2 separate regions of the Homo sapiens genome follow, and region 2 is linked to region 1. The links are chromatin loops, found by intact Hi-C in ENCODE. Cell type or tissue: Caco-2. All regions are shown on one strand. Each heading gives the region's core, and the rest is flanking DNA. Links, peaks and the distances in the headings are about the cores only. Region 1 overlaps LINC01428 (long intergenic non-protein coding RNA 1428). Region 2 holds the start of LINC01428 (long intergenic non-protein coding RNA 1428).

What was found. Hi-C counts contacts between places; a loop is a spot of excess contacts. Peaks named below come from ENCODE experiments on the same cell type or tissue, not always from the same donor. Only the 100,000 strongest peaks of a DNase experiment are listed, where the experiment ranks them.
Region 2: it touches region 1 in a loop (6-fold over the local background); 2 of 110 quality-filtered maps call a loop at or near these places.

What each region holds. Positions count from the first base shown.
Region 1 is chr20:7,144,807-7,150,196 of GRCh38, reverse strand. LINC01428 (long intergenic non-protein coding RNA 1428) reads left to right here. Exons shown (of 8, transcript NR_110609.1): 6 at 1,998-2,196; 7 at 2,824-3,019; 8 at 3,550-3,730. Among named protein-coding and RNA genes, the nearest start is that of LINC01428, 110 kb to the left of the region's middle. In Caco-2, for the core only: no CTCF peak of the experiment used is centred there; a DNase peak (open chromatin) is centred at 2,826.
Region 2 is chr20:7,252,804-7,258,193 of GRCh38, reverse strand. It overlaps LINC01428 (long intergenic non-protein coding RNA 1428), which reads left to right and starts at 3,992. Exons shown (of 8, transcript NR_110609.1): 1 at 3,992-4,066. In Caco-2, for the core only: no CTCF peak of the experiment used is centred there; no DNase peak of the experiment used is centred there.

The sequences.
Region 1 (5,390 bases), core at 61-5,060:
TAGTTAAGTAATTACATGATTTGCACATGCAAATACTGCAATCATTGGCACATAAAAATAACGTCCTTTAAACATCTGGGCCTGATGGAGGACAAATGGTCAGGAAAATCAGAATTTCTGTGGTTCCCCAAAGGGATCACTATAAACAGGAAACACTACAATCTGTTCTCAGACATTTAGAAAATCCACTCACTTTAACCTAGAGAAAAGAAGCAACATGGAGGCATTCTAACTTCGACTTCTCCTCTCCAAAACTATCCAGGTACCGAATAAGCTATTTGTAACCATGAAATGTCTGAACACTAATCAGAACATTTGAGTGTAAAATACAGTCCTACCACTGAAGAGGTTGAAAAGTTTTGAACAAATCACTTAATCCCTGAGTCTCCTAATATTAATCTCTAAAATAGGAATAATAACAATATCAACACTATAGGATTGAAAAGAGAAATAAATGAGATAAATTTCGTGAAAGTTTTCTGTAAATGCTGAAATCCTGTACAAATAAGATAAATTTTTATTAGGTTGGATATGTATATGAGGCTATCAAACATCCAAAGATCCCAATAGACACAAAATGGTTTTGTTTGATTATTATTATTATTATTATTTGGTTGAAAAACTAGCTATCTCTAAGAGAGCTAAGTACTTTTAGTACATTTCCTCTCTCACCCTGAAAAGAAGTATAACATGAAAGGGAAATGAACTTTCTTTTATATCCAGAGGTGATGTGGCCTCTGTTAGTCCTGTATCTAGTTTGTGAACCAATAATTGAAGGTGGATGACAAAGAAATTGGCAAGAATTTCCAAGGAGGGCAAAAATTCACGTCTGTAATGTTAGAAACTAGGCCCGCTGATAAAAACAGGGGGCAAAACATTTTTTATTATTACAATAAATTCATGAGTTTTGTGACCTTGCTACAGTTTTTAAGGGGTACGAAAAATGTTTCACATCTGAGGCTGAAAATACAGCCCTGACTGAAAATGTAGCCAGATAAATGTATGTGAGACATTGTGCAGAATGGTCTAAAACTAAAATTCCAAGGCATCAGAAAATGTTTTCATTAGAGAGCTTGTGTCATTTCCTTGTGGGAGATTGACAGACATATTTGTAAATTTTGATATGATGAACCTGTAAGAAGGTTAAAAAAGGAATTGTGGGTCATGTTAAAAGATTTCCCAAGAGATGTAATTCTAGAGTTGTCCTACTCCATTCTTTCTCACACAGGAAAAAAAAAAAAAACACATTGATAAAAATGTGTGTCCTCTCCTTCCCAAAGCCCTCTTTCTAACTCAGATAACAGTATGGTTCCACGGAAAAGCAATGGCTTTGGAGACACGGAGATGTTGTTATACTCTAATCTCATCATTGGCTGGGTGCATGGATCTGGCAAGATAATAATACTTAAACTCAGGCATTTTCATTTGAAAATATCTAAAACATTCTCAAATTCTAAGTAAACTGCAAGGGAGATTAGGCACAGCTTCATCAGGATTCCAACATCACCAGGACCCAGTTTCTAGCTCTCAGATACATCCGTATGGCTACATATGGTAGGTGGCAAGATGACAGGAGTAGTTCCAGCCTGTGATTCCCAACTAAAGGCCAAGAGAAAGGGCAATCGTGTCTGTGGCAGAACTTTCCATACACACGTATTTGATTCTGATTGGCTCAAAGGTATTCACAGTGGCCAGGCATCTGGGGACTCTGCGTCTGTCAGAACACACGTGCTGAATTTTGGACGAGGCAGGAATTCTGTGTACACTTTTTTTCCAGAATTTCAGGAAATAGACTGATGGCAGAAAAAACAGATACCCTCTACAGAGGTTTAGGGATAACCTATGTAGGGACATGGTGGTGAATACGAGGGCTTCATTGATAACTTTTTCAATGTCTACAGTTCCAACATTTTAGATACAAAGTGAAGATATCACTTTCTTATTTTATTTCTTATTCACAGATAAAATCTTCATCCGTCAAATTTTGCTCCCCATAGGTGGCCTTCAGACACTTCTTCCACAAGGAAATTGGGCAGCTTCCTGAAATGAACAACCCGTAAAGCCATGGGAATTATGGATCAGCTCCCAGACCTTCCGCTTCATGACTGCAAGCCTTTGTGAAAGTTTCTGACCTCTTTATGCTTCAGGAATCTTAGCAATGAAACAAGGATAATGGCACTTGCTGTGACGATCATGGTAAGGAGTGGAGATAAAGATTAAAAGATCCTACAACAGCGTCTACTACAGAGCAGATGCTCAATAAATGATTCTGATTATGTAGCTAGGTCAAGGTCTTGAGATCTATTTCTTGGGGCTTCCTGTCCCACTATCACCATCATATCCCATCCAAATGTCAACATTCAAAATGACCTTCATCTTTCACAATTTTGAAGAAGTTGGTGGTCTAAAAAGATCTAGAGGCACAGCATAACAGTTTGTAGATCCTTTGAAGGGGCACTGCTGTGCGAAGAAGGGTTTCCATCATAGGACAAATGTCTGTTACTCTCAGTACTAAAAATTTTTCTAAAGTACTGAAACTCACTTAAGAAATTCAGAGAAATAACCAAATTAGAGTGCTTTATGAAAGGAAGGCTCTGTCGGGAAGTTGGCTCACTAAAAACTAGCTGTTTCTTATTTATCAGCAAATGACCAGCTGCAACAGGTCAGCCTAAAAACCCTTGCTATTTGACCTCATCAGCAAGCACCCCGCAATAGGTCACCATTGCTTAATTAGACAAGGGAGTGTTCAAATGTAATCTCTTTGCACTCAGCAGGCCGTGGGTCAAATAGAATCTGACTAACCTGCAGCTTGTGTTTACACAGCTTCCAACAGTTCAAAAAGCCAAGGGAAGATCAGAAGCTTATCTTCCAGCCAACTGGGGTGGGTTGGTGGGGGTTGGTGGAATTTGACAGAAGCTTGTAATCAGCCACATTGGAGGATGAGGGGAAGGCCTGTCATCTGTTTTGAAACGTGTTACGACAAGATGTTACATTTCTGGAAACCTGGGTGCAGAAAAAGGTGGGCAGATTCCATTCTAGTGGTTTAATTAAGAAGGAAAGTAAAGATCTAACGTTAAGTCCAGCCCTGTTGTCTGGACCTCCTCTCTCGGGAAGCAGGGGTAGTGGCAGGGGAGGCTGGGGGAGAGGACAAGGGCACTGGGATGTGCCGGCCAGCGCGTGGCAGCTGTTCATGGTGAATCCTATTCTAGCTCATGGCCATGTGTTCCAGCCCTTTTGGAAAATTACCTCCAAATAACAGATCACGAAAGAGCAACTCCAACAAGCCCTATAATTTAGTCCCCAGAGGAAATTCTTCATTCATCAAGTGTACAGGAGGCTAAATTAGTTCTATACCCAAGTGGGCCCTGGTTGGCAATTTTATGTGAGGGTAAACCCTACCTTGGGGAGGAGTCCAGCCAGAAGGGCTGGTGGCCAAGTGCTGCCTGGTGTCCAGCTGTGTCAGACCACATATTGCACCACAGATTGGGGAGAGTTCCTGGGGAATATCTCTGGGACTCAGTCCCTGTCACTTTTTTTTTTTTTTTCCAGATGCACTTTTCTGAGAGTTTGTGCGGATTGAGTGAATCTGCTTCATTTCAGCCCGAAGTTGCTGGAGGGTCCTTCGTCAGGAGACAGTATATATAGACTTGCCAGAAGTGCAATAATTATTCAGTCTCTTTCTCAGTATTAAGCCAATGTACAAAATAATTACACATCTGCTTCTATAGTATGCACAGATGTTGCTGTTGTTGTCATTGATTTGTTCATTTGTTTTTGTTCATCTTCCATGAATCTATTCACAGCCGGGAAGCCAACTCCACTGTTGGTGGACATTAAAACCTAAACAAAACAAAAATTCCTTAGAAGACAGTTAAAGGACGGGTACGTTTAAGAGTATGTCTCTTTTTCCCTCAGTCAAATCTTTATTTTTGTAAACTTTGTTTTATCTTAATTGAGAGGTAGTTGAATTCCTCAGGTGTACCAAACATTTCAAGGTCTATAAATAAGCCAGTTTTCTTCATGCGTAATCAACATGTTGCCTAGAACAAGATACTTTTTTAACATTCCCTACATTTTAAGAAAAGTGATGTTGCTAAACTTGGGTTACATTCTGAAGCTAAAAATCTTGTTCCTCTTCTTAGAAAACTTATTCACTGTCTCCATCTAGGAATCTGGATAAAACTACATGCTTCTCCTCTTTGCTATCTTTTTAGTAATCTGAAAAAAAAAACCAGCCTCATTTGTATTTATGAGACTTCTTTTTACTTAAGATTTTATGAGCAGCCACTCTCTGTAAATCAGAAGTTTGCTTTGTGAATTCACTGAAATGCCACAGGCAGGGCATGTTTGGAAAGAAGATTTGTTAATTTGTGGAGAAAACGATCCTGTAGAAATAGAATAAAGATACTTTCATGAATAGTAGAACAAGAATTCAAAATTAAAATTAAAATACTACATTATATATTTTATATATGTATATATAAAACTAAGTTCAAATAAGACTATGCAAATAGAGTTGATTGAATTGCACAGTTTTGTCAACTTGTTTATTTTCTGTTTTCTATTTCCACGTGCCCAAAGAGACTGACACAAGCATTACATCTCTAAATTTGTATTCATTGAATGTACAAAAGAAGACAGCCATTAAAAGTACAGAAGTCCCTCTTCTGCAAAAAACAAAACAAAACAAAATTCTAAGGAAATTCTTTCAAAATGATGAAATGCATTTACTGTTAATTGGGTAGACTAATAGAAGTGGTTATATATATAATATATATTTATTTATTTTAGATATATATATATACTTTGAATATACTTTCACTTAAAGTGTTTATGTCAAATGAAGCATTTCTTTGATCAAAGACAAACCTGCCTGCTTAATTTCCAATTTTTTCCCCCTTAGAATTGAGTGGGCAAGAAAAGCATTCAGAACTTACTAGAAAACATGCATGGTCAGAGTAGAAGAGGGAATAAACATGAATTCATTGCTTATTCACCTGGGTGCTATGAGTTTAGTATACATTTGACTGTTTGCCTTTTTTTTTTTTTTTTTTTGAGACAGAGTCTCGCTCTGTCGCCAGGCTGGAGTGCAGTGGCGCTATCTCAGCTCACTGCAACCTCTGCCTTCCAGGTTCAAGCAATTCTCCTGCCTCAGCCTCCCAAGCAGCTGGGACTACAGGCATGCGCCATCATGCCCAGCTAATTTTTTGTGTTTTTAGTAGAGGTGGGGTTTCATCATGTTGGCCAGGATGGTCTTGATCTCTTGACCTCGTGATCCACCCGCCTCTGCCTCCCAAAGTGCTGGGATTACAGGCATAAGCCACCACGCCCAGCCAAAAATTTGCCATTTAATAGCAAGCAGAGGCAGGGGTGCTGGTTAAGTTTGTGGG
Region 2 (5,390 bases), core at 259-5,258, 110 kb before region 1:
GCTGTTCAGCAGACCAACTTTGTTGTAAATATTTAGATAAAAATGGGCTTTAGAGCAGCCACATCTGAAGACCCACAAGGCTGAATGTTACACAGGGTATGTATTCTGCTTTTGGCTTTAACAAATGTCTAAAAGGGAGAAATCCAATTGACTCTTGTTGTTTTAATGTTAATTAATTGCTGTGGTGCCTGTTCATCAAGTGTGAGTGTAGAAACCTGTTAGTTCACTTACCACTGGGGCTGGACTTAGCAGATGGGAAAAATATTATTTTGGCATGTTTTTAATGGCAGCACAATTTATTTTTAACTAGCTCTCTTTGGTGTGTATGAAAGGAGACTACCACCTGTGCTTTGTGGATGAGTGTCAATGATTCGGACAGATTAATTTATGGCTTAGTAGACAACCACAAAAGATTTCTGGGGTAGAACTCACCTTTTGGCCAGCTTGACATGAACTTCAATTTTACTTCATTTTCCCAGGCCTGGAAGATTGTATTTAAGTAATATTATACCAAGTAGAATATAATCTGTACTTTCTCTTAATCATGGAAAGTACAAATAAAGATATAGACTTGTTTCCATACGTCACTCTCTGTGTGTGTGTGTGCGTGTGTGTGTGTGTGTGTGTGTGTGTGTGTGCTGTATAAATCTGACTTACCTAAATTCTGACATTTGTAGCTGCCTTTTCAAATGCTGGAAGCACAGATACATCTTGAATGATGTAAAAGCACATTCGTATTTTTAGCAATAAATCTTTGACTGTAGAATATCATTAAATAAATTGAAAAGCAGACCAATATTAACATCGTGATTTATATGCTACTTGCTGCTAGAGACTTGACATAGAATACTAATTATGAAAATGGTATAGTGCTAGATTTCTTCCTGAATTATTACACACATTATACTTTGCAGGGAGCAGGTTTGACTTAAATGTAAATTACCAGGCCTTTTTTTTTTTTTGCTCTTTCAAAGGGCTATTTGTTGTATTACCCAGTGCTTTTCTGTCCCTCATAGTTGAAATAATTAAGATCATTTGCAGGGCCTGGTTTGCTCATTTTGCTTAGTTACATTGCTGCTATGGTCCATTATGTCTACAGGGGAGCACCATTATTTAATCTGAACATCTGGAATCCATCATGTGTAGTGAAGGACAAGATGTATCCTCATTTTTAAGCCAACTCCATGATAAAATTGATGGATGGGACCAATGTGTACAGGTGAAGAAGATTGATACTTAAGATCTGTATGTTGTGATAGGAAGATCATAAGAGGACTTTTATTCTGCTTCATTTTTTTTTACTTTATTTCATTATATTGTATTTTATTTTATTTATGGCACAGCAATCAGAATCTGATTGAAGATAAACTCATCCTATTTGGATCAGAGCATTAGAAGAAAGAAAGAACTGACACTTCTCAACCTTCTCTAGTTGAAGACTTCTCTTTGCTATAACTACTTGAAGAGTTCAGCAGAAAAATTTTACTGAAGAATCCCTGATCCTCCTTTAAGTAGCTGTAGAGAATATTCACTAAGTGTAATGGGACACGTCTCTCTCATGCCCACTTCTTTTCTCTTATCCCTGCAAGAAAATGAAGTTTTGTTGGAGTCAGAGGTTTATTTTAGTTTATTTTAATCAGAAACGTGTATGAAATCCAAAGCACATGATCTTCATTTTTAATAACGTAAACCATCCCCATGTTTATGTGCTTTCTCTGGTCCTCAACCTTTTTTTTTCTTTTTAATTTTAAGAACATCTGTCCCCACTGCAACTTCACTTTCATCAGGAAATCTAATTACAGAGATAGAAAAGAGTATAGTAGGTGAAGCAAAAGACAGCAGCTCCACCTCTTAATACTGAATACTTAGATGACTGCCAGATGAATAGCTGGATCCTTTTGTGGCTAACTAACTCACCTGGTGTAGAGAAAGACAGTTGATAGATCAAAAAAGTATACAGATAACAGAGAGCAAGTGATATGGATATGAAAGACATTAGGGAGCATACAAATGCAGTTTGGCCAGGATTTATTTCTAGTTATGGACTGATGAGGAGACATGGGGAAAAATTGTCAAATTAAAAAAAATCTTTTTGGCAAATTTAAACTTTGCCTCTATCCTTTTTCTCTTAATCTGCTACCCAGATATGCACTTCAAATAGGAATGTGGGCCTACTGGGGCATGAAATAGTTGAGAGCTATTCAACAATGAGGAGAATGAGAGAAATCTATTTAGAAGGACATTTTAGAATTTAAGCCAGTTGAACCTTAATAGTCACAGATAATTTAACATGACCCCTAAACCATTAGGGGGGTTTTTACTACAAGGACTTGGCTCTGTATTAACAATGTCATCCTTCTTAGAAATTGATAACTATAGAAGTTATCCTATGTGGAGTAAGATAAGAATGACTGCTCTTCATGTTTACAAGAGATTAGAGTGGATAAGAACCAGGTGAAACAGGAATCCCAAGGGATCTCCTTCCTTCTCAGAGTCATAGCCATTCCAGGGAATCTGCACATTTTCTGGCTTTCCCATTTCTATCAGATGGTTACTTAGGAACAAATGAAAATCAGCAAAAGTGCCATGATAATTATCACAAATTCGTATGAAATAATGAGGCAGTTGAATGCATTTTTTCTGTCTTATCTCTGTTTGTCAATGAGCTAAACAGTGTGTTCAGGTCCCTCTGAATACTTGGAGGAGCAAGATTCTTTAGCCTTGTCTCACTGATTCCCAAAGTTTATCTAAGTCTTTCCAGAGGAGGACCTCTATTGTCAACACTTGATAGCCAAACCCTTCCTTTGTTTTTTTCCTTCTATACACTACTTGTTAATCAACTTGCACAAAACCAATTTCTGGTTCAACTTTGTCCTGAGCTGCTAACTGGCTATGACTTTATTTTACAGGTGCAGTAACTTTGTTAGCTGTTATTTTGAGGAGCTCCAGCCATGGGCTCATTTGATAGATTTAATTGCCAACATCTTGAACAAACCCCTTGATTTTAAAATTTTAATTTAGCATGTTTAACATGAAAGAGGATTGCCGAATAAGTGTCCCATTTGATTTACTCTATAAGTAATACAGCTGTTTGTCTTTATTTGAAAAATAAAGGTAGACACTTAGAAATGAAAGATGAAAGCTTGGAATGTGACCTGTAAGTCCAGAAATCACAGACCAGAAAGCAAGAAAGGAACATGAACAGCACATGTCAAGTATCCAGGAATTTCTAAGTATAATGCAGAACTTGGGGCATGAGAAATAATCTCTCTCTCTCTGTGCGTGTGTGTGTGTGTGTTTTCTTTATCTGAGCATGTTTTTTTATATACTGCCTTTTCTGGTAACTTCATTAGGTCTGTATAATTATAGTTTGCTTCAACCTTAGTCTGCATCAGTATTCATTATTATCTATTTGGTGCATTGTAGCAGCATAAATATAACTAAATTACTAGGGTCAAACCATAATGGGAGCTGTTGTGATGGTAATTAGAGCAGAAATATAGTCCTTTTTTGGTAAAACTTGCAGAATTGTAGCATGAGGTGTGTTCTTATAGGGTACAATTAAAGCCAGGTTGTGGGTTCAAGGTGGTAAAATGATGGATAATGAAGGTACACCATTAATCACAGTTCCAAAAGATGCTCTGTATCAATTCTTTTCTCTCTGAAAGGTAGCTCAGAGGTTGATGCTAAGACAAAAACCAACAGAGGGCTTAGAGGTAAGATGCCAACTTCCGTGCCTTCACTAATTGTCACTAGAAAGCTGAAACTGTATCGAACTCTTTAAAAGGAAAAAAAGAAACTAGTAGAAAGCATCTCAGTGTGGTTATTGAAATCATTAAATTTGAACTTAGTGGAGCAATGCTTTAATTCTATGTGTCTTTGCCATGTTGGACTGAGTCTCTCACATAACATCTTTAGAATTTAGAATGTGCTATAACTTGGAGCGGAATCACCCTTATTGTCTTTACACACAGCCCATAATCCTGAAAAGCAGAAACAGAATTCCACTCTTAACCCCCTCAGTTTGCAGAATGTCTAAGTGTAGTGACTCTAGACTCAATGTGAGGTATGTGGAAATGCTTCAGAAGAGAACAAGGCCTCGGCTGGGCGCAGTGGCTCACGCCTGTAATCCCAGCACTTTGGGAGGCTGAGGCGGGCGGATCATGAGGTCAGGAGATCAAGACCAGCTTGGCCAACATGGTGAAACCCCATCTCTACTAAAAATACAAAAAAAATTACCTGGGCATGGTGGTGCATGTCTGTAGTCCCAGCTACTCGGGAGGCTGGGGCAGGAGAATTGCTTGAACCCAGGAAGCAGAGGCTACATACAGTGAGCTGAGATCGTGCCACTGCACTCCAGCCTGGGCAACAGAGCAGGACTCCGTCTCAAAAACAAAACCTAAAACAAACAAAAAAAGAGAACAAGGCCTCAAAATTAACAAATATCTGCTGATTAACTTTTTTCACTAGCAGCAAAAAAATTGGAATAATTCTCAACCAGTGAAATATCTCATTAAAAACCCAATTAAAAAGTCTGTGTACCCAAAATGTAAGAAAGGCTTGCTCTTTAAGCACACAATTGAAGCCTTTGATGTCTACCTAGGATTGCTCATTTGATCTCATTTGATGTACTCCTGGAAACTTAGTAAGTATGTAGGCATGCGGCATGTTCAAGGTCGTAGGCAACCTTTTCCAAACTAAGTTCTTTGCCCTTCATGGCTTTGTGGAATTTAAAAAATCAATTATATTTTATACTCTGAAATAAAAGTTTCCAATTTGGAAAGATGTTTAAAGTCAACGGTTGTTTCTCCAATAACTAACACAGAGCTTGGCATACAGTAGGCACCTTATAAATTTCTCTTTGAGAGAATGAATAAATGCCTGGGTAAAGCTAATTGATACAAAAGGGCTCAATAAACTTGTGAATATTAAATGAAAAAATGGAAAAACAATTGGCCTCTAATAACCACACAGAAAACTGAGTACATGTTTTCTGCTCTTTCTGATTTTCCAAAACACACAGTTAAGAAGTTTCTCATGTAGCCTGACACATAAAGGTTTAGATGGTGAGTTATTTATTGGATATACTATTCATTATATAATCATTTGTGTATCTTTTGACATTAATTGTTCAACTTTGTATGATTTCATAATCAGTTATAGATTATTTGAGCCCTCCTTTTTTAAGGCTACTTTCAAATTGTATAGTTAATTTTATAGTTTTTTATAAAGCTACTCAAGTGATTCATTATTATAGATAACTTTGATTATACGTTCAAATTTTAAAAACTGATTAATAAGCCAACATTATGGCAGATTGAATAATTTCTTAGCAAATATATGCTTTTTTTTCCTTATGCCCATGCTTGACTTTCAGCTCAGCTGTTGGT